Linked DNA regions of Homo sapiens: region 2 is linked to region 1. Evidence: chromatin loops called from intact Hi-C (ENCODE). Cell type or tissue: Calu3. All regions are shown on one strand. Region 1 overlaps JOSD1 (Josephin domain containing 1). Region 2 overlaps LOC105373030 (a long non-coding RNA gene).

Region 1 (2,500 bases):
GTGGATTGGAGGCGAGAGCGAGCTCAGGTAATCGGCACCTTTTGTGACTAAGTTGCTAGGCTGCTTCATTTCTTAGGTTGGGGACACTGAGCTCATCTCTGGTTATTTGACAAAGGAAATGAAATTCCTGTGCCCTTGGATTCTCTCCCTGCCTTAGAATCATAGTGTCTCGGACCTGACCTTAATCTTCAATGGCGCATCAGTACTTTTAAGTCCTTTTGGTAGGGAAGATGCCCAGCCTGGGATACCAGCCTTCTAGTCTGGTGGGGCTGGCATTGTAACGTTCTCTCTATTTAAGACAACTGAGACAGTGTAGTTGCCAGTTCATAGAAAGGAAGACAAACATGCAGGCCAGGGAGCACTGAATTTCCCCAGGACCAAAGAACATTTGTAAAAGTTCTTTAGAGGCGATTGCTCACGCCTGTAATCTCAGCACTTTGGGAGGCCAAGGCGGGTGGATCACCTGAGGTCAGGAGTTCGAGACCAGCCTGACCAACACGGTGAAACTCTGTCTCTACTAAAAATACAAAAATTAGCCAGGCGTGGTGGCGGACGCCTGTAATCCCAGCTGGTCAGGAGGCTGAGGCAGGAGAATCACTTGAACCTGGGAGGCAGAGGTTGCAGTGAGCCGAGATCATGCCATTGCACTCCAGCCCAGGCGACAAGAGCGAAACTCCGTCTCCAAACAAACCAAGAAAAAGTCCTTTATATACTTTGGGTACTGTTATTCACAGATCCAGCTACTCTTGGCAGTAACTACAAGGATGAGCAAAATTCAGGTTGGAATTTTAACTGGACAGATTGGAGGGTAACCAAATGTGGAACCCTCCAAAACCAGATGACTACAGGGATGTGTTTTGGACTGCCGAGGGTAGAGTGAGGTTTCAGGTGACTTTGTGGTCCTGAGACTGGAATTTGCAACTTGCCAGCATTTCATTTTCTCTATCTCTTTTTCCATAGGAAGTTTCTAAAACATCATTTGCGAGGAAAGAACTGTGAACTCCTGCTGGTGGTACCAGAAGAGGTAGAGGCTCATCAGAGTTGGAGGACCGATGTGTAACAGTTCTGCCCAACCTCCCTCTCGCCTCAGCCCCTTCAGTCCTCTGTGACGTGCTGTGGCCTCTACAGTGGGTCTGCCCTTGCCACTTCCCCAAACATCTCATCAAGTTTTTCCCCTTCAGATCTGACAGTGCAATAGGACAGACGTGTGGACTGTTATAAGAACTACTCAGTGTTTTGTTCCTGGGCAAGGAAGGTAGGAGTTCTGTGCACTTAAGGCCAGTGGTCACAAACCCTTGTTTTATTTAAGAGACAGAGGAGAAAGTGGAGCGGGGAGGGAATCCTAGCTTATTTTCCCTTTTCTATGAGGACTTGACACAGGTTCTGCTGAGTTGTCACTGCTGCTCCAGACTCACCTAGAGATGCTGCCTCCACTTTCCATCCTGTCTGGGTCTGAAAACAGTGGGTCTGCAGATAGTGCCCACAAACCCCATGTGACTGGTTTGAAGGACCCAGAGCATAAAGGTCTCTCAGGAAACCATGTCCAAAACCCTAGCAGCGGTACAGCATGCTGTCTCCAACCCTTATCCCCAGGTTTAAGGGTGGTTTATGGCCATACGTGGAGGTTTTTTGTTGTTGTTTTTGAGACTGAGTTTCACTCTTGTTGCCCAGGCTGGAGTGCAATGGCACCATCTCGGCTCACTGCAACCTCCACCTCCTGGTTCAAGCGATTCTCAGGCCTCAGCTTCCCAAGTAGTTGGGATTACAGGCGCCTGCCACCACACCTGGCTAATTTTGTATTTTTAGTAGAGATGGGGTTTCTCCATGTTGGTCAGGCTGGTCTCAAACTCCCGACCTCAAGTGATCTGCCCGCCTTGGCCTCCCAAAGTGCTGGGATTACAGGCGTGAGCCACCGCACCCGGCAGAGTTTTATAATGAAAAATTAACTAATATTCTAGTATGAAGTGAGGAGGATACTGAACAGGATGTGGCTAAAGCCAACCTGGGACAGCCATGGGGTGGCTTGGTTTCTTCACTCCAGTGTTGTCCCTACCATTTCGCAGCATTGATTTAGGAGGCTCTGGGACAAAAGAGAAGCCAAAGAGCAGTTTTCCCAGTTCACTCACTCTGGCAAAATCAGGAAAAAAAAGTCTGCTTTTGACATCAAATTCCACTAATTTGGGGCAGCGTTGGGTGAGGAAAGTATTGTGAAGACAGGCTTCTTGGAGTAGGGGCAGCCACAATTCAGTAGACACTCTAGGCTCGGAGGCTGCCACTGTAGTTGCCAAGCTCAGGTTGGGTGGTTCTGTGCTGTATGGATGGAATAGGACCTGGGCTGGTCATCTTCATGTCGTTTCCTCTCTGTATCAATGGAAGTTCAACCCGCCCCTACCTCTTCAGATAGTTGTAGGCCACTTTTCTCTTGTAACTTTGGAAAACAAAAGAGGAGAAATAAGTATCATACCATATGCGTGTCTCCAAAGTGGATGTGGTTGCCTCA
Region 2 (2,500 bases), 270 kb after region 1:
TCGGGGAGATGAAGGCCAGGCACGGTGGCTCACACCTGTAATCCCAGCACTTTGGGAGGCCGAGGTGGGTGGATCACCTGAGGTCAGGAGTTTGAAACCAGCCTGGCCAACATGGTGAAACCCCGTCTGTACTAAAAATACAAAAAATTAGCCAGGTGTGGTGGCTATAATTCCAGCTACTTGGGAGGCTAAGGCAGAAGAATTGCTTGAACCTGGGAGGCAGAGGTTGCAGTGAGCCAAGATGGCACCACTGCACTCCAGCCTGGGCAACACAGTGAGACTCCATCTCAAAAAAAAAAAAAAAAAAAAAAAGGAGATGAAGAAAACCCAGAGGCTGGAGGGGACAGAGAAGCCCCGCTGCGTGCGTGTTGGGGGCAAAGGACAGGCCTGTTGCCAATGCCAGTTCCGCTTGGCAGCTGTGTGCCCCAAGCCTCCTATCTTCTTCTCTGCAGATGGGGACCCCGATGTCTGCCCTGTGGGCTGGAGCAGGCGGCGACTCTGTCCTGGCTGTGAGATCTCCTCCACCGCCCCTGACTCCTACCCTGTCAGGCCCACCCCCAGTCTCTTATCACCGCTGGAGGGGAATCTGAGCAATCCCCTACGGTAAGGGTCACAGTGAATGGTGCACTTTCCAGGTGATGGAGCCCCTTACTCTCTGATTTCCCATTTGACACCCCCCATCTGCCCTGTGAGGGGGGTTCTGTGATTCCCCCATTGTACAGATGAGGAGGCTCTGAGGGGTGACACGTCTTGCCCAAGGCTTTCTGGCCTTAAGGTTGAAGACTCTTCAGCCTCTGTACCCTGGCAGAGGTTGGCGGGGAGGCGAGTGAGGCTGAAGGGGGGTGCATGGCATGGGTGGGGCCGTACTGGGGGCTGGGCCAGGTGAGCAGGTGAGGACGACACACTAATGACCTGGGACCTTTTCCTGTAGGCAGTGGGGAGCTCTGGGCAGGCTGGGAGCAGAGGAGTGGGTGACGGAGGTGGCATTCAGGAGCTGCACGTGGCAGCTGAGTGGCCTGGAGCAGGGGCTGGGCAGGGATGGGAAGCCAGCAGGCCCGGGTGGGCAGAGTGGCAGCCTGGACGGGGCCAGCCTTCTCGCAGCCTCTGCCAGTCTCCAGGTGTCTGGGGCTGCTGTGGGACATTGAATGGGGCAGCAGGAATAGGGGGGCCACTTTTGGGGTTCCAAAACCAGTCAGGGAGGACCTGGGAAGCTGCCAGAGGCACCTCAGTGGGCAGGAGAGCGCGAGACAATGGAATGACTGGGAAATGGCAGGTGAGAGGAGGGAGGATATGGGCAATTGAGCATGGGGACGGCAAAGGTGGGGCCGTGGAGAGGATGGGCCAGGCTATTCACAGCCCAGTCACTGCAGGGAAGGACTGGGTGCGGAGGGGGCCGCAAATGGCCTTGCCACCTCCTGGCAGCCAAAGACCAGCTTGGGGTCAGGGGGGTAATGAAATCAGACTTCGACTTTGTGGCATCATGAAGGTGGCGGCAGAAGGGTGGGGCCTGGAGCCCGCAGCCTGGGTGAGGGGCCCAACCATGACCTCCCTCTCGGGTGGTCCTGGGCCCAGGGACTTCCTGGCCCTGGGCTTCAACTATAAAAAAGAGGCCATAACAACAGTCCCTCTCTCACAGGGGTGACAACCTGCAACTACATGGCATCGTGCACGTGGATCCACTGCAGCATGGAGCGGGGTCTGCATCAGGAAAGACACTCCTCCTCTTCCCCCGGCCGCAGGTGGGCCTCACTGAGAGACCTGGAGAATGGGTTTGCTGGGGAAGGCAGGCTTCGAAAGCCCCGGGTCATTGCAGCTGCCTCCCAGCCCAGCTCTCTGCCAGCCTCCCCGTGGGACATGTTATAAACATCAGAGTTGGATGGGCCTTGGCCAGGCACGGTGGCTCACTCACGCCTGTAATCCCAGCACTTTGGGCCACCGAGGCGGGTGAATCACCTTAGGTCAGGAGTTTGAGACCAGCCTGGCCAACATGGTGAAATCCTGTCTCTACTAAAAATACAAAAATTAGCTGGGCATGGTGGTGGGCGCCTGTAATCCCAGCTACTTGGGAGGCTGAGGCAAGAGAATCGCTTGAGCCTGGGAGGCAGAGGTTGCAGTGAGCCAAGATCGCGCTACTGCACTCCAGCCTGGGTGACAGAGCGAGCGGCCCCATCTCAAAAAAAAAAAAAAAAAGAAAAGTTGGATGGGTCTTTTGGGACTGTGGCCCGATCTCCTGGAAGTACGGATGGGGACACTGAGGCCCAGACAGGAAAGGGGTTTGCCTGCGTTTGGGCAGTAACTCAGACGCTCACCTGAGGCTGGAGCTTCCCAGGCCTGCCTTCTTGGCTTCAGGCCTGTCTGTGAGAAGGGGCGAGGCTGCAGCCTCCTGTGGGGCGGGACACAGGGCCTCACTGAGCCATCGCGCGTGCAGAGGGCCAGGCACCCGGCAGGTGGTCAGGAAACAGCTGCTCCTTCTGCCTGTGGAGGTCCCGCTCACGCCCAC

Evidence for each region. Peaks named below come from ENCODE experiments on the same cell type or tissue, not always from the same donor. Only the 100,000 strongest peaks of a DNase experiment are listed, where the experiment ranks them.
Region 2: a loop joins it to region 1, with 11 times the contacts of the local background. A loop is called at or near these places in 2 of 110 quality-filtered maps.

The regions. Positions count from the first base shown.
Region 1 is chr22:38,686,462-38,688,961 of GRCh38, reverse strand. JOSD1 (Josephin domain containing 1) reads left to right here. Exons shown (of 5, transcript NM_001360236.2): 4 at 1-27; 5 at 961-2,500. The coding sequence ends at 1,060. Among named protein-coding and RNA genes, the nearest start is that of TOMM22, 5.8 kb to the right of the region's middle. In Calu3, no CTCF peak of the experiment used is centred here; no DNase peak of the experiment used is centred here.
Region 2 is chr22:38,416,119-38,418,618 of GRCh38, reverse strand. It overlaps LOC105373030 (a long non-coding RNA gene), which reads left to right. Exons shown (of 5, transcript XR_938254.4): 3 at 453-603; 4 at 1,637-1,739. Among named protein-coding and RNA genes, the nearest start is that of TPTEP2-CSNK1E, 18 kb to the right of the region's middle. RefSeq lists an enhancer at 564-1,063. In Calu3, no CTCF peak of the experiment used is centred here; no DNase peak of the experiment used is centred here.